2 separate regions of the Homo sapiens genome follow, and region 2 is linked to region 1. A link is a loop called in an ENCODE intact Hi-C map of the cell type or tissue named here. Cell type or tissue: dorsolateral prefrontal cortex. All regions are shown on one strand. Each heading gives the region's core, and the rest is flanking DNA. Links, peaks and the distances in the headings are about the cores only.

Region 1 (11,147 bases), core at 1,878-9,877:
TGACCTAGACCACTTCTGTGACATTTGCCTGAGACTTGAGATGAGATTTTGTTGCTGTGCTAGCTCAGCTGATACCTGTCTCCTTAGGGCTCTTTATCTGAACCTTTCCTAAGACACTGATCATCTCTGCCACGTACTGTAGTTATTTATGGGCATGCCATTACTCCCCAGCTAGATGCCACCTTCTTGGGACGGGGTTCAAAGCAGAGTCATCTTCATAGCTCCCTCTCTCCTATCATCAATGTCGAGTCCCTGGGAGAGGATTGATGTTTTTGGAATGAATAAACGAGAGAAAGCATGTTTTTAAACCTAAACGCAAAGCTGAAATAATTTAATTCATACTCTTACCACGGCAAACACTCACGGTAAGAAGAGAGACAAGCTGTCTTTTCTAAAAGTGAAATTTGATCCTTATCATGACCTAGAAAGGCAAAGGAAGCAAGTGGATTTCACCTCCTAAATTGGCAAATTGCATGTGCTGTTCTTATTAAGCCCTGAGCCATTTCAGGCCAGGACCATGGAAATATACTTACCTGCATTTCCATGATCCTAATAATCTCTTAGGACCATGGAAATATACTTACCTGCAAAAAGGATGGCATTTCCTTGCCTCCTTATACCTTAAGTGTATTAAGAGAGTCAACAGAAATTACATTAATTTTTATATTTTAGGGTATAGAGCAGTATGTTGCACATAAGAGAAAATTTTTTTTGAGCAAATGAATTTTTAAAAAGTACTGCAAAGCACTTAACTTGGCAAAGTAAGAAGAAAGCAATCAAACAAATATAATAAGATTATTTATTTATCACTTTCATCTTAGATTCTAGACATTTCAGCTCTCTTTCTTACCCAAGTTGGAAGGCTGTGTGCAGAATCTGAGAGGTAAGAATTAGAAAGTCCTAAGGAGGAAAGAGTTCACATCAGAAACTCATCTTCCCTTTCCCAGGGAGGTTGCTCAGAGGCCAGTGGAAGTGCCTTGCTTAAAAAGTTTCTATTGGCAGCACAGTGTGTTTTCAGTAATAATTCTGGTCATTCTTTAAACTCTGCCTAATGTTATTTTTCTTAATTTAATTTTTTGAATAGGTGTTACATTGATAGCGTTCAAAAATTTTAAAAAGGCATCCAGTAGAAAATCTTCCTCACGCCCCTACTCCCCATCTGCCTAGCTCACCCGTCCATCATGCCCTATCCATAAACACTGTGGTTAGTTTTTTTTATGTGTCCTTCCAGAGTTTCTTTATGTCCATGCAAGTGAGCACAGATACTACACATATTTTTATCCTATCCTTCTAATGACAAGAAGTAACATACTGTACCAATTATTGCATACTTTGCCTTTATTACTGGATACATCTTAAAGATTTTCCTACATCAGTGCATAAAGAATTTATTTTTGTTATATCTGCATAATAATATTCAGTTATAAGATTATATTTACTTTATTGATGACAATTTAGATTATTTCCTATTTTGACACAGAATCATTGCTGTAACAAATAATTTTGTGAATAGTGCTACATATTATGAAGGAACAGTTTTAACTCGCTATCTCTAAATTTAGGAAAATTAACTTGATATTAGGCAAAACAAAGAAAAATGATACCAATATTCTATGCCAGTATTAATGTTTCAATTACTTGATTTAATTATTCTAATATTCTGCCCAAATCTTCTTATTCACATACTTAATATACCACAACATACAAGTGCAGGTAAAATTATTGGAGAAAATGTCAGCATCACAAGGTTTCTGATGGACCATATTGAAAATTGTTTTCTCTCTGTGGTCTACTCTGTGTGCTATTTACTCCACACATGGCTTTACTCTTGATTTAAAACCAATCTCCCCCCTCCAAATGTTTCTCCTGAGTCTTCCAATATTTCTGTTTTTGGCACTAATATTCACTCAATTGCTCAAGTCAAAAAGCCTGGCAATTATCCCACGTTCTCTTTTTTCCTCACCTGCAATATCCAATCCATCAGCAGAGTCAATAAATCTTGAATGCGACCACTTCTCGCCACCACCACTGCTGCTACCCTGCCCTCATCTCTCAGCTGGACTCCTGAACTGGTCCTCTTGCTGCTGGACTGTTTCCATCTGACCCCACAGTGCTCTCCTTAACAACCAGAGGAAAAGGCAAATCCGATTACATCAGTGCCCTCGGACCAGCCAGCCAAGATTGGATCCTACTTTCTCATTCATCCTGGAGTCAGAACCTCCTCCTGCCCAGCCACACTTGCTGTTCTTGGAACTTACTAAGGCTTGTTCCAACCTCACAGCTTTGCAGTTGCTGTCCCTTCTGCCTTCCACCAGAACTCCTCGGCCTCTTTTCATATTCAGGTGTCAATTCAAGCATCACCTCCTCAGATGGGCCTCCTGATTACATCATCCAAAATAGGCCCTCCTTTGCTTTATCTTGTGCTAATTCTGTTCAAAGTCCCTCCATCCCTTTATCTCGTGCTAATTCTGTGCAAAGGACTTATTGCCAATTATGGGTATTTTTCTATGTTTGCTGTTGTCTCTCCAACTAGAATGAGGCTGTTCAGGAAACCCTGGGCTTTCTCCACAACTGCCACATTCACAACATTTAGAGTAATGCCTGTCACATGGTAGGTGTTCAACAAATATCTGTGAAATGAATGAGTAGATACAAAATAAAATATTGTTTAACCGTGTAAACTTTCTGGGTAATTTTGGAAATGGCTTCAACTCATAGAAATGGTCACCATCCAAAACAATTTTTATGATTTCTGGGTAATGCCCCATTTTAGTGTGTTTAGGAAAAAAGTAATGGTGTGGACTTAGGCAGATCCGGGTCTCAGTTTTGAATATATATGTCCTTGGAATTTTTAAGCAAATTGTTTAAACTCTCTGGAAGTTAGTTTTCTCAGTTAAAAAATGAAAGTTTGAATTTTGTGAGCTCAAATTATTTTTAATTATCTATTAATTAAACAAGTATTTACTGAGCATGTAGTATGTCCTAGGCATTTGGGATCGCTGGTGAACAAGACTGATGCCATCACTGTAAGCTTACAGCTTAGTGAAGGACTCGGGTTCTTCCAAATGGTGAAACGTGTGATAAAGAGAGGCACATGGTACAATGGAGCACAGACAGGGACCCTGACTAAGTGTAGGCTCTCAGGGTAAAGACAGAGGCTGTGGCTTGAGATCTGAAAGATAGTTACGATTAACTAGGCACAGAGGGGTTGGGAGTCCTGCCAGTGTAAGGAGAGAGGCATGTTCTAAGAAGGGAAACAGGCCAGTGTGGCTGCCTGCAGAGAGTGATAGGGAGAGGTAGGCAGGGGCTAGCCTGTGTCACTCAGAGAGTGGTATGTGGACTGTGAACTGTTTGCTACCTTACTGGGGATGAGGCAAGTATAAAAATTGGAAGTCTACATTGTAGAAATTTTTGTAGCCATTTCACAAAGTAATTTTATGTTTGTTAAACTAATAATAAAATTGGGCTTGCATTTTGTGTGACTTTTTCCATTTCATTTATTTGAAAAATTAATTGTTATTTTCTTTATAAAATCATCAATCTGCAAGGAATTGGACATTAAAAAAACAAAACCAAACAAAACCTGCCCTTCACCATCGTTTGTGTAACCTTGCAAGCTAAGTTAAAGATTTTGGTTTTCATCTTATGAGAAATAGTGTAAACTGTAGCAAATGCTCATGTCACTAGCACACTAGTTTGCTGTTTAAATGGGGGAAGTTTTAGCCAATAATTTTCTTTTCTATTGTAATTATTTAACCTAATATATCAAAAATTATCATTTCAATATGTGATCATAAAATATTATTAATGAAGTATATATTTCTGGGACTAAATCTTTCCAAGTCACTCTGTATGTTAAGCTTCCAGCACATCCCAATTTAGGCAATGCATTTGAATGCACAGGTCTTGTTTCCCCACTTTTATTTATGTTAAGGTTGATCAGTGGGTCCAGGGACTATCTGCCTGTTCCTTTCATATAATTGTTTAACATTTGCCAACAATTCTCTTTACTTCAGTAATAGTTGAGTAAAACCAGTTTGCACGCTTACAGGAAGCCAGATTGTGAGCCTTTGGGTGGGCTTATATGCTCCTGCATCACCAGAGCCTACTTTATTACAGAGAGAAGCTCAATAATATTTGCCAGATTAAATTACAACCATAATTCAGAATAGCCATTCTCAACATTTTCAGCCTGTGATCCAACTGGGAACACCTGTACCCATCCCTTTTGGAGGAGGTCCCAGGAGACAAAGAGCCATTTACAAATGGCTGAGGGTGGGGACTGAGAGAGTGCTAGGGCCTCTCGGGGACACACACCCTTCCTTCCCCACTTAAGCTTCAAACAATGTGTCGAGGGGCCTTTAAAAACCATTTACAACAAATGGTGGGTAGGCAGTGGACAGCATTTAAACAGTTGTGTATCTGAGTTACAATCTCAACTCTCCAACTGATTCTGGATTGAATTTTAAGCATTTTCCATCATTTCCTGCAAGCAACCATCACCTACCACCGGAAGCACAGTTCTGTGTTAGATCTAAAACTCAGTGATTCTTATAAAAACCCAGCAGTCCCTTTTGATGTGACAGAGAAAAATTGAGGGCAAAGACCTAGAGTTGGCTTATACTCATTCCATTTTATCACATAAAGAACAAAACTACTGGAGCACAAGCCCCAGTTTTTGCTGAAGGCAATTAAATCCTAACCCATTCCAGCAAAATCATCAAGATCCAGGCTTGAAGCCCCTCCATGCCATTACCTTTCCATACATTCTCCTTAGTCTGATGACTGAAATTTGTAAACAGCTGTCCCTGTCATTAGTGTGAGTTACTGAGAATCCAGCTGTAATTCTATTCTTCTTTTCTAACTCTGTTAAGTTATATCCAAAAAGGGAAACATGTCAGGCCAGTAGGGCTCACATGATAATGACTTATTCCATCAAGTCTCAATAATCTTCTAATGAAGAAAAGTACCGGCAAGGATTACCTAAACCAAGGGATAATCCTAAGTGACATGTTTAGAAACCCTGATTTTTTTTTAAGGGATTAGCTCTAGCCTCCCAAACAGTTAAAAATCAGGTTGCTTCCCTAGCTGACAGCAGGGGGCAGCAGATCAGAGTCAGTTCTGTGCAAGTGGTTTCAAGGATGGAAAATCTGTGATGGAAAAATCCTCAAAGTACTTAAATCTAAATATAGAAAACCTAAAAGTTGATTCCTCATTTAAAATTTATTTGACAAAAGAGTAGAGCTAAGTATAAAGAATTTTGCATTTATTTTCAGTCCATATTCTGTATTACATTTATTTTACAGTTCATATTGCATTAGGTTGCATCTTGTGAAGTTGCCATTTTTTTTTTTTTTTTGGTAAGTCAGAAGCTGTTAAATATTGGTAATTTCATAGGATTAAACCTTATAGTTTGGAGCAGCATTTAGATATAGAACTACTCTTTAAGTATACACAAAGAACAGGCACATGTTTGCATTTGGCAACCGCCCCTGGTTCAGAGAGATGATTATGAGTCCCTGTGGACGTTAAGATCAGTTCCTGCCTAATGCCCCTGCCCCTGCCTCTTCCTGCTCCCTAAAACTGGGATCATGGATAACCTTCAACTCCCATGACATCTTTTCCCAAACCAATCACATCTCCAGTGTCAGTCACTCTGTCCCCACCCACGTTTTTTAAATCTGTCCCGGTGACCTGCGTAGACCTATCTTGCTCTTTCTGGTTCTCTTGTTGTTTATCAGACCGGGACATAGCTGGGGCTAAAACCACGGGCTTCCACATATTCCCCTTCCTTTCACACTCCCAATTTTGAAAACAAGGTTTTTATGTCTGAGTTGCCAAGCCTGAGTGAGCTCTTAGTCTGTTTTGTATGTATTTTTCAAAGTGTGGTTCCTGGACCAGAAGCATCAATATCACCTAGGAACCTTTTTGAAAACAAATTCTTCGGCCCCACTCAAACCCACTGAATCAGACATTCTAGATGTGGGAGTCTAGCAATATGAGCTTTAACAAGCTGTTCTGGTGATTCTGATGCCTGCAGAAGTTTGAGAATAACTGCACTAGGTCATAAAACTGTTTCTCTTTTGATTTTTGTTTTCTGTTATCAACTGCTTTGTATACCTTATTCTTTTTTCTAGACAGTGTCTAACTTCCTTTCCAGAGGCTTAAAGTTCAGCTTAATCCTAGATTAGTAGCTGCACTCCTGTTATATATGGAATAACTTCCTAGTAGCAAAATTCCAACTTCCTGGGATGCTGATATCACCCAGTCTGGCTTCTGCAGTGCTAGCCTCTGCCCACATGCTGGAATCCATGAAACTGGCCAATGGTGTCAGTACAACTGAAGTTTGTGGTGCTCCATGAATATGGTGCTTTGCCTACCCACAGAAGTCTCTTATTGATTGGCACTACCCCTGAGACTTGTCCTGTACTATGTCTGGTCTTTCTCTAACTTACTAGGACAAAATAACCATGTTTGGGCTTTAAATATGCCTCATGCTTTCCTGGTTGTTGAAATCCTATTTGAGCAGTTAAAACAAGAGGAAATGTTAGGATCTGTCATTCAAAGTGGATAATTTTACTCTAAAAATGGTCCAAATATTTGGTGCTTTTTCTAAAGACATTTTATGCTTGCTTAAACCTTTCATCATTTTTATCTCTGTAGCAACATGGAGGTAAAGGAAAATGCCACCTCATACAAATGTAAATTTTGAGAAAGAAACGCTACTATTTAAGCACAGTTTTTTTCAGACAATCCCTGTTTGCTTATTTGTCCATTTCTCCACTGGATATTGAGTTCCTTGAGGAAGGAAATATTTGACCTGTTCAGCCTTGTATTTCCAGCAGTAGCCTATAAGACAGTACATACCTAAGAAATGTTTAAGAAATGAATAAATTAAAAAACACACACACATACACAAACCCACTCACATACAGAAATAAATGATACATTTCTCCAACTTGTCTAGATTATTAAATGTTTTTCAAATAAAAAATGAATTCATTGCATTTGACCAAGATTTAAGCTGAGTGTCTATTGTTGTGTTCAAGATAGAAGGCTAGAGTCGAATTGGTGCCAGTATTGGGACCTCTGTCAATAACGGACCTGGCAAAGCTACTGTCCTAAGAATGCAGATCATCATCACATCTCAGGAGGCAAAGGCCTCAAAGGACATCTATTCAATCCATTCCATTTTTTTTGAAGGAGGAAACTGAGGACCACAGAGGTGAAGTCAATTTCATAAGGTCACTGAGTTGGTTGGGGGCAGACTTGGAACAGAGAGCCCAGGATTCCTGACTTTTAATCTCTTCACGGTCTGCTTTCGAAATAGCTTTTTGCAATTATTTATAATGATAGAACCACATTGGAAAGTTTGACTTTTTCCCAAATACTTTTTTTCAAGATTATAAATATCTTAGAAAAATGACAAGATGCCTGAAGCCGTATGTTCTGATGTATTTAAATTATTCTTATCTGTTTCTTTTAAGAGAAACTTGCTATAATTTTTTTTCTAAAGAGGTTCAAAGAGGCAATGTTTCCAAGCTTACAAATGAAAAATTCATTGGATACAGCACAGCCCAATTAACTCGAATGTTAACCAGAGGGTTCCTGAGATGATCAGTTAAGTTCACATGTATCTAAACTCAATTTTCTTTAACTTCATTTATAATGAAAGAAATAGAAATAAATACAAGTTATCAATTTTTGTCTATCAGATTGGCAAAGATTAAAAAGTGTGACAGTGTTTTTGGATGGCAGATTGCTGATGGAACCAAACTTCTAAATGCATATATGGCCTTCTATCACTAATTTCACTGCTAGTTATTTCTATTAGTGATAAAATTAGAAATGTGCAAATATTTCTATGTACAAGGATATGTTTATCCTAATCTTATTTAGAGTTATAAAAACTAGAAGCAACATACCTGTCTATAAATAGGTAACATATCATATATATACATTATAACCCAGTAAACAAAACATTATGCAGCTATTTAAAAAGATAAATTATATTTATATTTACTGAGACTGGAAGATCTCCAGGACATAGGGAGCAGGGGAAAAATAGGGTTCAAAACCTCAGGTATAGTATAGTCCTTTTTACATAAAGTTGTGTGTGTGTATGTGTATGTGTGATTATAAAGAGATATATGTAAGAATACCTTTTAAAATATTGACAGCAATTACCTACGGTGAATTTGAACTGCTTTTTATTTTGCTGTTTACGTTTGCTTGAGTTTCATATATGAGCAGGGATAAGCTTTAAAATTAGACCAAAAAAGTCCCAAACAAAACAACCCTACCTCCCCAGAAAAGATCTATCTTCATGTTTTAAACAAAATAAAGGTAAATAATGTTTTAGTATTGCCAAATTCTGCTTCATGATATTCTGAGGAATGGGTACTAGGCAAATGCATATAAGACATTTCAAAAGCCACAAGAGATAGGATTTCAAATATTGTTTGATTTGATTCTTATTTAAAATTGGAAAAATAAAAGTTAATTTAAGCTCTATTCACATTCTTAACTTTTTTAAAGATACCTTTGATGAAGTAATTCATGGCCCCAGACTTAAAAAAATTAATAATTATTTAAATTGACAAAAATTGCATATATTTATAATGTACGATATGATGTTTTGAAATATGCATGCATTGTGGAATAGCTTCATTAAGTTAGTTAACATATGCATTACCTCATATATTAGCAATTTTGTGGTTAGAACACTTAAAAATCTACTCTCTTAGAGATTTTTGAGAATACAATACATTGTTGTAACTATAGTCCTCATGGTGTACAATAGATCTCCTGATCTCCTAAATAACTGAAATTTTGTATCCTCTGACCAACATATCCCCAACTCCCTCCAGCCCACACCCACAGCCTCTGGTAACCACCATCCTGCTCTCTGCTTCTATGAGTTCAATTTTTTTAGATTCCACATATAAGTGAGAGCACATGGTATTTGCCTTTCTGCACCCGGCCTATTTCAGTTAACATAATGAATGACCCCTGACTTTGATCCACATATATCTTGAATTGTTTTTAGCACTGATGGCTGCTCTGGACCATGTGTGTTTGTCCTGCCCATGTACCTAAGCGACTCTTGTTACCAGGAAATCGACAGCCAGTCATGGAAATGATTATGGCCACCTGCTGCGTAAGTGCTATATGCACATGTGCCTTCTGTGCCAAAGCTATCATCCACAGCACCAGCTCATGCTGCTAATGCTGGCATTTTCCAGGGAAGCTTGTCCTAGATGAAGTGACTGGAGATAATGGAGTCATATACAATTCTCTTTTTTTTTTGAGAAAACTAATTTCAATACCAGTGAAATTTCTATTGCTAAAAAGCCAGCACTTTAACTGAATTTTTAAAATTCTAAAAGACATTGGAAACTAGTCTGAAAATTGGAACTAGGAACACTGATGAAATACAAATGGAATTTTAACTGTTCTGGGTAGTTACATCAAAAATCTTTACTTTTCCTCTTCCTATTTCAAGGTTCAGCAAGGAAGTCAATGTTTTTGGTGACAAGTGAGTGATGGGGAGAGAGGCAGGAGCTCCATTAACATTTGTTGAATGAATGAAGTTTCACTTTAAATTAAAATTTTGCAAGCATCAGGCTCACCTGAAGAGCCTCACCCTCAGATATTCTGATTCAGTAGGCCTTTGCAGAGTCCCCAAATTTGCTTGTAGGTGGTGCTGACCTGCTGGTCTTAGGACCACCTTGAGTAGCACTGCTTTAGATTGCAGTCTGTTCCCTATGTTTGAATTGTGACCCACTCTGACATGCCTGATGGCAGAACACTTCTCTAGCTGGGAAGGTTGTGCCAGGACTCAGAAGACCCAATGGGACACAAAAGAAGAAACGGATATCCTCTCTGACAAGCCAGGCAGATCTGCCGAATTTGGCTTGGCGATTGATGAGCAGAGCAAATGCTCCAGCCAGCTTGCTGTTACGTCCAGCCTGCACCAACTCTATCCAGATCAAGCAGGTTGGCATACAATTCATGCATATGAATAGCTGCTACTCTGGAGGATATCTTATATGTATTTTCATAGAGTAAAATTTGCATTTACATATAGCACATTTCTGCACAAGTGGATATGGCAAGATCTATGTATACATATGGAAGGAAGGAGGATTGGAAAGATTATGTGTACTGAACCAGGGATTAAGCTAAATGTCTGTTGAATAAACCAGGCTATTTAGGGAAAAGAAATGGTAGTGAGAACTATCATTTATGAAGCCTCTGTTATGTACCATGCACTAAGAACCTTCATGAACATTGTCTCAATTAATCCTTAGCACAAATGACACGATAAGGTGGACACTGTGAACCTTATTTTGTGGGTGAGGTCTCTGAGTCTCAGAGGTTAAACAACTTGCCTAGTAAAAAATGAAATTACAGAATGGCAAACCTGGAATTTGAATTCAGTTATTGTTTTCAAAGTCTATACTCTCTCCACTTTATTTCCATTGACATAACATCAAGCAAATAAAAATTATCTAACCAGAAAATATTATTATGAATCTAATATCAATTTGTATTCCCTATGCCGTTTATTACTCTCCTTGTTTGGGTTTTTGCTGAACACACAAAAGGGCTCAATACTAATACTCTAATTGTTTGGAAACTATAATCTCAAAAATATTGATTTCCTTATGTGGTAGCATTTGATTGTATTAATGTATTTTAAAAAGCATTTTCTTTTTACTAGTTCAGTATCATAAATTAGAGAGTCACTGTGTTTATGTGCCTTCCTGTTATAAATGGTCAGATGTCAATATTAAAGCATTTTGGATAGAAAAGGACCTGATTTTGGCAGAAATAACTTGGCCATGAATAAACCCAGAAGTGAAACCAAGCTTATGAAGGCCTGTATGATCTTTTCATTATATGAGAATTAAAAAAAAAAAAAGAGTTGCATGCAGTGTAGTGGCAAAGGGGCAGAGGGGCAGACTTACTCGAGTCCTGACTTACAATATGAAACATGCTACCCTAGTCACAAAAATGATACTTTTGAATAATTTATAATAACATGGGAAAAAGGCACTGTGTAATGCTATGTAAAAAAGTTTCAGAATTAAAGTGTACATGCAGTGTGACTTCAATGAAAGAAAACCATATACACAAAGAAA
Region 2 (11,147 bases), core at 1,190-9,189, 89 kb after region 1:
TGTATTATGACTGATTTTTAACTTTTTTCTACCTTTCTTTTTGTCCAAATTTTCTACAAGGAACACGTGTGACTTTCATAATAAAAAATCAAATTTTAATTTTTTCATTGCCCTTTAAATTTTGTTGAACCTCTTTAGCATGTCTGTTTGTCATATTCCATTGCAAACTGCAATAACTACAAGTATGGACTGAAGGCATTGAGAAGTCTTGGCACCATTGGGTGGGAAAGGGAGTAATGCATCCATGCTCATGCCCTTGAAGAGTATGAAAGCAGAATGAAAATTAATGAAATGTGTTTTATGTTTTCTGTGTCATGTCACTAGTTTCTCTTAGAAAATTATTAGCTGAGGAAGGAACTATCCTGAATTCTGTGCTTCAATTAAGGGACAATGTCTAATGCACATCACCTTAATACCAAGAAGAGATTAAAGAATGCAGACACAGGAGATCGAGACCATCCTGGCTAACACGGTGAAACCCCGTCTCTACTAAAAATACAAAAAATTAGCCAGGCGTGGTGGCGGGCGCCTGGAGTCCCAGCTACTCCGGAGGCTGAGGCAGGAGAATGGCGTGAACCCGGGAGGCGGAGCTTGCAGCGAGCCAAGATCGCGCCACTGCACTCCAGCCTGGGTGACAGAGCGAGACTCCGACTCAAAAAAAAAAAAGAATGCAGACACAAAACTCCCAGGTTACAGGAAAGTAGGGCTATTACTTTCATTAAAACTTAAAGATAAGCTTAGAGTTTTAGTCTCTATAAAGCATGTCTAAAGTTTAAATCTGGAAAATTGTTTGGAAAAACAAAATAAACCACGGAAAGTAGTGTAAAAGAAGCTAAACTTTTAAGTCATATAAAAACAGTTTTAAAATTCATTATAAAAAGTGTGTGTTCTATTTTATATGTATAATACTACTGGAAAAAAAATAAGGCAAGTCTCTTTCCACTAAATTTTTTCTTTTTTTCTAGCAGAGGAACAAAGAAAAACCACAAACGAACCCCGAAATCTGAATTGGGATTATTATGGTGATTTCGATCTTGCAATTGCAGCTATTTCACCAAAGGCTTTTATTTCATCCTTGCACTGTACTTACCATAAGATGCTTGCTACATGTAAACATCAGTACCTATTTCTGTTATTGCAGAACCATTTTATTCAGCACTGACATAGAGCATAAACATGAATAAGGTATATTCTTTTCAAGCAAGAAATGTGAGAGGTAAACACAAATAGCAATAACATACTTGTAAAAGTGCTCTGAGAAAGAAACAGATGAAGTGCTGTGGGGATTACCGGCAGAAAGGGCTCTGTCTCATTCCTTAGCAGAGCCTTAGAGAAATGTTTTGCTGGAAGATGGGTTGGCTCCGTAAACCCCTTGAGGACAGGAACCACACCTCATTCATCTTTGTATCCCTTCCTGCTAACATTTGATGAATGTTTAAAACACATTTTTTAAATAATATTGTATACAAGGGAGTTGACTCTGGAGCCAAATTTCTGGTTCAAATCCCACCTCTGCTAAGTTAGCGAACGAGCTACCAAATTTTAATTATATTTTATAGAAAACTTGTTTTCTCCAAAACGAGGTGTGTGTGTGTTTTAATTCTAATGTCATGCTCTTAGTATAACAGAAGAAAAATGTTTCCTATTGAGGACTCCATTCATGGTAGAAACATCCATAATTGTCTTACATGGTGAGAGAGTCTTTAAAATTATCATCATTGTATATTATTAAAAACTAAAACAAAGCAGTATCCCTGATGTCTAATTATAGTGAATTGTTCCTTAGTGTTTTCATGGACTTCTGGGAATTCACAAAATAAACAAACTGAGAGGATGGCCATGGTTATTCATGAACTAGAATTTCAGAGTTAGAGAGGGCCTCAGACCATTCTATATATTAATCTCCTCACTATTGGTGAGGAAGCCAAGCTATAGAGAAGACTTAAGTCAGAAGAATGAAGGGCAATGATAGAAGAGATTTGAAACTAATTTTCTTGACTTTTGTCTTGATACATAGGAGGTACTTCATAGAATATAATAATATATAACATATAATATATAATATTTAATATATTATATATAATGTATAATAAATAAACAAAAGTGTAAAAGTAGGATGAATAATCAACACATGAAATTATGAAAAGGCATAATGGGATATTTGGGTTTAAACTACAGAGACAGAGAAATAATGGCTGATAGTGATTTAGGTCACAACAAGTGAGCATGACTGATTTGGGGAAAAAACATTCTTTTCCACAAAGAGAAGTAAGTGCTGTAACACCACCACCACCACCACCACCAACACTCAATATCTTATCTTTCTGTTTTTAATTCTATCCTTAATTTTATTCTAATGTGTTAATCTTATCTCCAGAAAAATGTGGCTAGGTCATACCATGGGGAAGGATGACTTTGATCAATGATTATATCATAATACTTAAAGTTTTATTAAATCCTTACTGCTATCTCTAATGTTTAAGTTAGCCTCCTATTAATTGGATGTCAGCTCAGTGCTATGAAATATTTTTATATATCTATCTCTCTATATATGTGAATGTTTAAAATCATGCCCTTGTCTTTAAGAAATTTCTAATTTAAAATAGATGAGATTCACAAGGTACTAACACAGTTCACCTATCTCTGCAACTGACCTTTAATTTGGTTGTTTAATTTGTCCTTGAATATACCTGGTTCAATTATCACGCAGGAATGAACAATACAGAAAATTCTTGCTGATTTTTATCACAAAAGAAGTAGACATGTACCAGCAGTGCAGCTGGAGCCAGAGGGGCTCCAGAGGTGACAGTGCTCTCAATAAATGCCTGACCTTGACCTTCACCCATGAAGTGAATGATGCTGAACTTCCAAGAACTCAGACAGGGTTGCAGATGGATTTTATTACCTTTCTGATGTAAATCTATACTTAGTTGTAAAGTGTTATTCTTAAATGTTCCTACTTATTAATTTAGCTGATTTATTTGCATTTATATTTGAACATTTCTTGCAAATGTAAATAGCTTTCCATTTATGCTCTTGATCATTTGCTTTGTCAATAAACATACTTAATTCCACAGGAATCCTAAAGAACAGAGCATTATAGATTCATGAATCCAAGTATTTAATTTCATATTTTATTGCTAACTTTTTATGTAAAAAGAGTGAGTAATGTTCATTAACACATCATATTTATTTATGAAGTTATATTTTCATGATGAAATTTTATACTAGCTTAACATCTATACAAGATTTTCTCTAGTGGGTAAATTGCTGTCTCATGATAAAATAAAAAAAGATCTGTTTACAGATTTGAGTCTAAATTTTGGTCTAAAGGAAATCGGGAGAACCACTACGCCACCATATTTTTGACTTATGAATAGCTTGAAATGGCTGTTTACCAAACTTAAATGTTTACACATCCCCAGACGGAAATATCTTTTATGATTTTCTCTCTGCTGTTTTGGGAAAGGGACATTTTCCTCACATAACATCTAGGTTTTGAAATAACACTGGAAAAAAGAATATATGGATTACAGATTCAAGCCCCAGGATGCCTTTGCAAGTTTCTCTCTCTTATACATTCCTAAAATGTATTTTAAAGCCGTTATCAGTGTGAACTATGTGAAAAGTTGCCATTTTTAATAGAGATTTTAAAAACCATTCTATTTGATTGGGGACTATCTTTCAATATTTAATTCAAAACACTATACATATGACCTATTAATTTACTCTCAAACTGAGTGTGTACTTCTGTCACTCATGTACAACTGAGCCATATTTTCAAATACCCATTTTCCATATACTTTATATATAATTATATTTCCTTATAAAAATTATTTATTTCTTTATTTTATTTAAATCTGATCTTCCTACATAAGTTTGTGTCTTTTCAGCTAACTTTTAAGTTCCCAAATAAGAGGGAATATCATAAAGCTTTGTTTCTGTAAGAAGATAAGATGCTAAAAAATATTTGATAATGAATGAATGAATAAGTATTTACTTCTATAAACATGACTTGGATAAGCACTTCTGAGAAAAGGTTGAGGTTCAGAGAAAGGAATCACGATTCAAAATAAAGAAAAATTAAGATGAAGAATGAGGACTCAGGGTAGGTGGATATCAGATATGCTGAAGAGATCTATTTCTTATTCTGCTCTGTGTTTCTCAGATTTTATTTTAGCACCCACAGTTTGGAAATCAGATAAGCTTTCCTGGGAGTATAGCCAAAAGGCAAAGTGGATTTCAGCAATTTCTATTTATTATGGTTGTACAGTGTGTCAGGAACTGAATGGAACATATACGTTACATTAGAACATCCTTTCCCACCAAAGGCAGTGTTCTGGTTCCTCATCTATTAATATATACCATATACCTCATATGAACAAAAGTAAAACATACGTTGTTTCATATAATATTTTTATACATATATATTATGTCACGATTAGTTTTATATTTGCAATTTTTCCATCATTTGGTAGGTCTGTGTTAACCTTTCTATTGAATGGGCTGGAACCATTTTAGCCAGTGAATATCTCATGTAAGAATATTCTAAAAGAAATAACACAGAATGCAACATAGTCTTGCTTTACCACTAACCGGCTGATGACAAGTAACTAACAGTCGGTGCCTTGGTTGGTGATATGGCCAGTCCTTCTGACTTGACAATGCAGTTATGAATATAAACTATGTTATAAATGAAAACATATTTTTTGAAGTGAAAATCATGTTAAAGATAGCGCCAATATTTATGGCTGTGCAAGTCATTTCCAAACCTGCCTTTCATTTTATTCGTTTTTAGAGAGGGGAAGAGCTTCTGTTGGCCTGGGAACCTTGTTCATTCTAATAGGAGAGTGGGTGCTGCTCTGAAATGAAAAATGACACACACGAATTTGCAGAAAGCTTGAGGTAAACATTTAGACAGCTCACACGAAGCCTTTCACCCAGGCCTGCCTGTCTTACTGGGTGACATCCAGTTGCTATGCTTCTCAAAGGGCTCCCCCTGCCTCTGAGATGGCTCTCTAAGGTTGCTGCAGATTCAATTTGTTCAAGTTGTCTGTTTTTTGTTGTTGTTGTTGTTTGTTTGTTAAAATCCAGAACAGCAAGCCTAGAGTTTTCGGGCCACTCTATTAAAGGCATCATAGAGCCACAGAAATCAATACAATCAACTTTATTTCACAATCAGGTGTGAATGGTCAATATGCAGAAATCCATTTCTTCTAGCTCCGTGTATTGGTGTCTATTTTAATTGTGTGCATAAAGGAGTGGAACGTGTGAAGGAAGTGTGCCAAACAATCTTCTCCATTGCTCAGTAGGGTAATGTCTTGTAGGCTGTGTTTAGGGCCATGGAATAGATCATAAAGGTTTAAGGCCATATAGGGTCACAGTTGGAAATAAAGTCAATAATTTGAACTCCAGGTCTCTGGGATTTTATGTTTCTCTGTAGACTGTAATTTACTCATATAATCGTGCTTACTTAAAGAATGCATATATAAATGCATAAATATTCCTCCCAGTCAACCAACTTTTTCTGATCTCCAGTAAATCAATGTTTGCCAAGAACTTTCACTGTCCCAAGGTATTAAATTTGCTAACATTCTATAAAAGTGTGCTCCTGGCTCTGGTTGGAATTTTAGCCTCTGGTTTCTACTTCTGACTTATGAGGATACCTCATTTTAAATGTGCAAACAGGCAATTTCAGTGATTTAAGGTAGAAGCATACCTTGAGGTTCTAGTTTCCCATTTTTATTTATCATCATATTTCCTCCTTCAATTCTCTCTAAGTGGGTATACCAAAGGCAATTCACAATTCTGCATCTAATATAACTGTCAATGAAAATATTTGTATTTCCTTGGGACTGAGGAAATCAGAGAGATAAAAGGAAACAGAAATACTTCCCACTGCAACTAACTTATCCCATTAATTAGTTTGAGGGTATAATTTCCATATGATCACCTTATTGTAGAATTTTAAATGATGGGAAGTAGTGGTCTCTGTTTTGATGAGATAATCTTTATCAACTGGATAATGTCCCCCCTCAATAATATAAGGATATTTCTAAAGCAGAGAATCCAGTATTAAAACTTGGCAACAAATCTGTGAATGTTCTTATCGACAAGAGTCAGAAATCAAACAATTAGGCTTCTTAACGAATTAATGTACACTTCAATTTTCAAATTTGAGATGGTCAGAGAGATTAAGAAACTTGTCTAAGGTCACACAGGTAGGAATTGCTACAACTTGGATTAACATCTCATCGAAAATTTCCCCCATGTCTTCAAAACCAGAAGAAAAATATGAAAATAATCTTCTCAGTCAAATAACGCCATGATATTCATTTCGCTTACAATTATATAATCCATGGGGATAAATAACAGATGATTATCATTTCATATAATGAGCAAATCATGCAATTAATTGATAAAATAAAAATTTAAACCAATACAACAAAATATTAGAACTAAGTAGAAAAAGTAGAATAAATATAACATTGGTCTAATTTTATCGTAAAGTTAGATCAACAGCTTCTCCCCCAATAAAATCTAATTTTACACATATATCCTATTTTACATATATCTTATATATAAGATTTATACACATGATAAACTCTAGATACTATTTAAATTGCTTTTTTATTACATTAAGTACTATCTCAAAATGTTAATTTATTAAAGTTTAGTTTAGAATAATAAAATTATTTTACTGGGAAAAGCTTCAGATTCTACCAGTCCTTTTGTGATGTGAATGAGAAAACTGAAACCCACAGAGATAAAGTGATGTTTCCCAAGTCATATACAAGTTAGAGCAGAAACAGGCCTGGGATCCAAGTGTTTTGCCTGTTGGCTTATATTCTTTCTTTTGTTCTTCACACTTGCCTTAAAAAAAATCAGACAGGAATTTGAATGCATTACTCAAGAATAATTGATTTTTTAAAGGGAATAGTTCATTTTCATAATAATTTAATTTCATCTTCAAAGATGCTAGATAAAATGCTTAATCTATACTAGTCTATGGGACTCTTCAGAAGTTTAAATCAAACCAAGCAGACTAATTAAGGCTAATTAAAAGATGAATTTGTTCAACAATTCTTTATTTAATCCAACATGTATTGCTTGCCCACCATGACTAGGCTCTGTGCTAGGTACCAGGGTTGAAAAGATGAACAAGATACAGCCAAGAGAACCACCCCACCAAGAAGTAGGGTAAGGGGAGCTGAGACAGAGTTCTGCACAGGCTCAGGGTGCTATGAGAACATGAGGAAGGCATCTAACCCAGCCCTGGAGGTTTACGGAAGACTCCTTATAGGAAGTGATACCTTCAGCTGGATTTTGAAGGATAAGCAAGGATCGGCCAGGTAGGTGAGAATGTGGGTGACCCGGTCAGAGAGAACATCACTAGAGAAGGCCAGAGGCATGGAGGCACAAGTCCAATTTGGGGACATGTTCAAAATCTAGTAAGGTTAGAGTTTGGAGTTCTTATGAGGACATTGTAGATGAGAAAACAGCAAAGTAGGGCTTATAAGTCATATATTATTGTGGAGGCCAGTGTTTTTCATACTTCAGTGTGCATTAAGTTCAACTGTGGAATCAGAGTCCCAGGCCTCGTTCTCAGGGAGCCTTATTCAACAGGGCTGCAGTGGGGTCCAGGAATCTACATTTCTAACGAGCATTCTAGACAATGATTCTAAAGATGATTGCACTTAGAAACACTATTATAGATGATGCTTAACATGAAAGGACTTCAAATAAAAGGATGATATGAGAGAGGAGCGGATGACTCCCAGGTTTCTGACTTAGGTAATTGAGTGGATGGTGGTGCTATTACACAATCCAGAAAAATAGGGGAAGAGGTAGGCCTTACGGAAGTTGGTACAGTTGGTGGTGGTGACAGTGAGTCCATATCTGAACATGTTGACTTTGAGTTGGAACAGGTACAGGTAGTCAGTTAGTGAGACTGGTGTTAAGTTGGGGAGATGTAACTGGTTTGTGGACAAATATTGAGGATGAGCATAGATGCTTAGTTACTTTAACATTTCTTTATCTGTTTAAGCATTTATTAAAACACCAGAATAATGTGCAGTATAAGCCACAGGTAAAATAACAATTTTGGACAAATGAGACCCAAAAACACATGTATTTTAACTCTTAAAATAGAAGATGGGAGTAATGCTTCCTTGATATAACACAGAACATTTAATTTCTATTACTTATTGATTCTGAAACCAGAATATAATCACATGAATGTGCTAGGAGTTGATTTCTAAAATATTAATTTTAACAAAATCAGCTATGAAAGAAAACATGATTTTTATTTTGGTATTTTAATTTTACATTGAATAATTTGATCAATGCTATCACATTCTGATTTTTATAATGTTACTTCTTAGTCCTTCCACACTCCTAAATTAATTGAAAGTTTAAAATTAATTTTAAGACATTAGGGAACAAATGTTCCATTTAAAATAGATATTTTAATATGAATTGAGATTAGTAAAATAAGAGCTGTGCATATTTCCTCCACAATAATTTTGATCCTGCCATTTAGAAGTAGTTTCCTTTCAACAAAGCTGGTGTTTTCTCTTCCTGCATAAATGGATGTCTAAGATCATAAGAAATTAAGAGAACTCCCTCAAATAAATAGCAACGGATTTTTCTCAAGTAAAGTCTTGTATTTAAAAGAGGGGTTAATTTAAAGGAGGTTAAAACATTAAAGTAATACATGAAACACTTGGTTAACTACCTTATTAATGTTGAATGTTTTACAATAGCAAAGTACAAAATAAAACATAAAAATATTTAGGTAAGTAATAGAATTTTGAGTGGGGATATTTCAGCTTGGTTTATACATACAATCAAGATAATATTGAGGATCTTGAAAAGTGTCTCCACACTGGGCTTCTGAGCTCCGATTAATCCCATAGCCTCAATATTATTCTGGCCTTCTGGGCATTTCTGATTCTAGAGGGGATTTCTGCATAAAAGATGGGTGTTTTGTGACTGTTCTGTACTCCACTAAGCAAGTGCACTCCATCCTACACAAAGGGGCTCTCAGAGTATTACATGCATAAATGTTACAGGTGTTGAGTGCAGAGTATCGGTAAAGCTATTTGGATTCTACATCTGTGTTGAGTAAGTGGTAGAAAGAATGCATCAGTGATTTCTACCCTCCAAGGCCACCGCAATGTCCAGAAAACTTGCAAAATCATTTTATCTCCTGTTAGTTGAGTCATTTTGCAGCGGCTGAGGTACCGACATGGAGATATGGCCTGAATTTGCTATGCAGGCGCAAGCAATAGAGTGAAAAACAGAAGACCCAGATTCTACTCCTCAGTCCCCAATTGATTTGACAAGGAAGTCTGGGGGAGGTGGTCCAACCTGTATGCTGCATTCTCTTTATCAGCATGACAGAGATAAAATATCTATCTTTTGCCAACCTCACTGAGGCACTCTAAAGATTAACTTTTACGAACATCTCACTGTCACAAAAAGTGACTATTGTAGCAGAGATATCAGTATTATATCACAAATAAGAATCTGCTATATCAGGGATAGCTTTACAGGAAAATGTCTTATTTGCAGAATGAGGAGACATACGGCAGCATGCTCCCAAACAGCACGTCCTCTGAAGAATTAGGAGAGGCTGATCTTTGGCTTCGTAAGAAATATCAAGCTTCTCGATGTTAGCAAAATTTTAAAATGTATTTTCCATTATATGGTTAGTAGTAAACTGGGGGAATCGGCCCTGACCAAGCACTCACAGATGTATTGTATCACTAATTAGAGGCCTGATAATAATAGAATCCTAGAGCTGGAAGGAAAGCCAGTAAGCCTTTAAAGAGACCATCCTCTATAAAAGCCTTAGCAAACACATCCAATTTGTGTTTGAATATATTTGGTAAAATAGAGCTAATTTATTCACCTTTCACCACTCATCTACACACACACACGCACACACACAGAGAGAGAGAGAGAGAGAGAGAGAGGGAGAGACTAGCTGCTTGGTAGAGGAGACCCCCTTCAGAGCCATACCTAGCTCCTTGGTAGAGGAGACCCCCTTCAGAGCCATACCTAGCACCTTGGTAGAGGAGACCCCCTTCAAAGCCATGCCTATGGTTGTGCAGATTGGCTGTGCAAAGATGTCTGGGTGAGGGGGCACTATTCAGGTCTGAAATCCAACCCTCTACCTCACATACCAAGTGTGTGCCTGGGTGTGGGATTGTGTTCCCCAGGAAAAAACACAGTCTTTGTATATTTGGTCCACCCAGAAAGGGTACATTTTTATTATTTGCACAAAGGTAGTACATGTCACTGGCACTGGTATTTCTTGTCTCCTTTTAGAAAGACCTCTGTGTTGACATGGGATTTTTGAATCTTCTTAGCCTGTAACTGAATGGGAAGAATCACTCCTCCGTATTTCGGGCTCACATATAAGAGTAACTGTGCCCGGCACTTTGGGAGGCCGAGGTGGGTGGATCACGAGGTCAGGAGATTGAGACCATCCTGGCTAACACTGTGAAACCCCGTCCCTACTAAATATATATATATATATATATATATATACACACACAAAAAAAAAAAAAATTAGCCGTGCGTGGTGGCAGGCGCCTGTAGTCCCAGATACTCAGGAGGCTGAGGCAGGAGAATGGCGTGAACCCAGGAGGCGGAGCTTGCAGTGAGCTGAGATCATGCCACTGCACTCCAGCCTGGGAGATGGAGCGAGACTCCGTTTCAAAAAAAAAAAAAAAATAGAATAAAAGGAACCCATGGTTCAGATAGGTGCACAAAATAGACAAGTCCACTGGATGACCATTGTATGACCATTGTGAGTACAGCTCCTTCCTTGGATCTGATGTGAAAAGCTGCATGTGTGTGTGTGAGAGAGAGAGAGAGAACTCACATGTGCATGCATGTGTAACTGGGGAGGTCAGGGCTGGGGGTATAAGCAACCCTTACAACAGGGTATAAGCAAATGACAGCCTCCGACAGCAGTTCCGACATCATAACGTTCTGTCATAGCCTCAGTTGTCTCAGGGGTGTGTGTGTTAGCATTATTATCAAAATTGTTGTTGACAACCAGCTGAAGTGGTGAAGAGGTGTCCAGAACTTTAGAGGAATGGCTTCTAATTCCACATGATCTTGGCTGGTTAGAG

What was found. Hi-C counts contacts between places; a loop is a spot of excess contacts. Peaks named below come from ENCODE experiments on the same cell type or tissue, not always from the same donor. Only the 100,000 strongest peaks of a DNase experiment are listed, where the experiment ranks them.
Region 2: it touches region 1 in a loop (5-fold over the local background); 7 of 110 quality-filtered maps call a loop at or near these places.

Annotation. Positions count from the first base shown.
Region 1 is chr3:179,924,147-179,935,293 of GRCh38, forward strand. All of the region lies in intron 2 of PEX5L (peroxisomal biogenesis factor 5 like), which reads right to left. Among named protein-coding and RNA genes, the nearest start is that of PEX5L-AS2, 32 kb to the left of the region's middle. In dorsolateral prefrontal cortex, for the core only: CTCF peaks have their summits at 5,096 (motif pointing right) and 5,308; DNase peaks (open chromatin) are centred at 5,105 and 5,503; H3K27ac peaks cover 7,278 bases.
Region 2 is chr3:180,013,818-180,024,964 of GRCh38, forward strand. All of the region lies in intron 1 of PEX5L (peroxisomal biogenesis factor 5 like), which reads right to left. Among named protein-coding and RNA genes, the nearest start is that of PEX5L, 18 kb to the right of the region's middle. RefSeq lists an enhancer at 538-1,037. In dorsolateral prefrontal cortex, for the core only: CTCF peaks have their summits at 4,999 and 5,200; a DNase peak (open chromatin) is centred at 4,974; H3K4me3 peaks cover 505 bases; H3K27ac peaks cover 2,565 bases.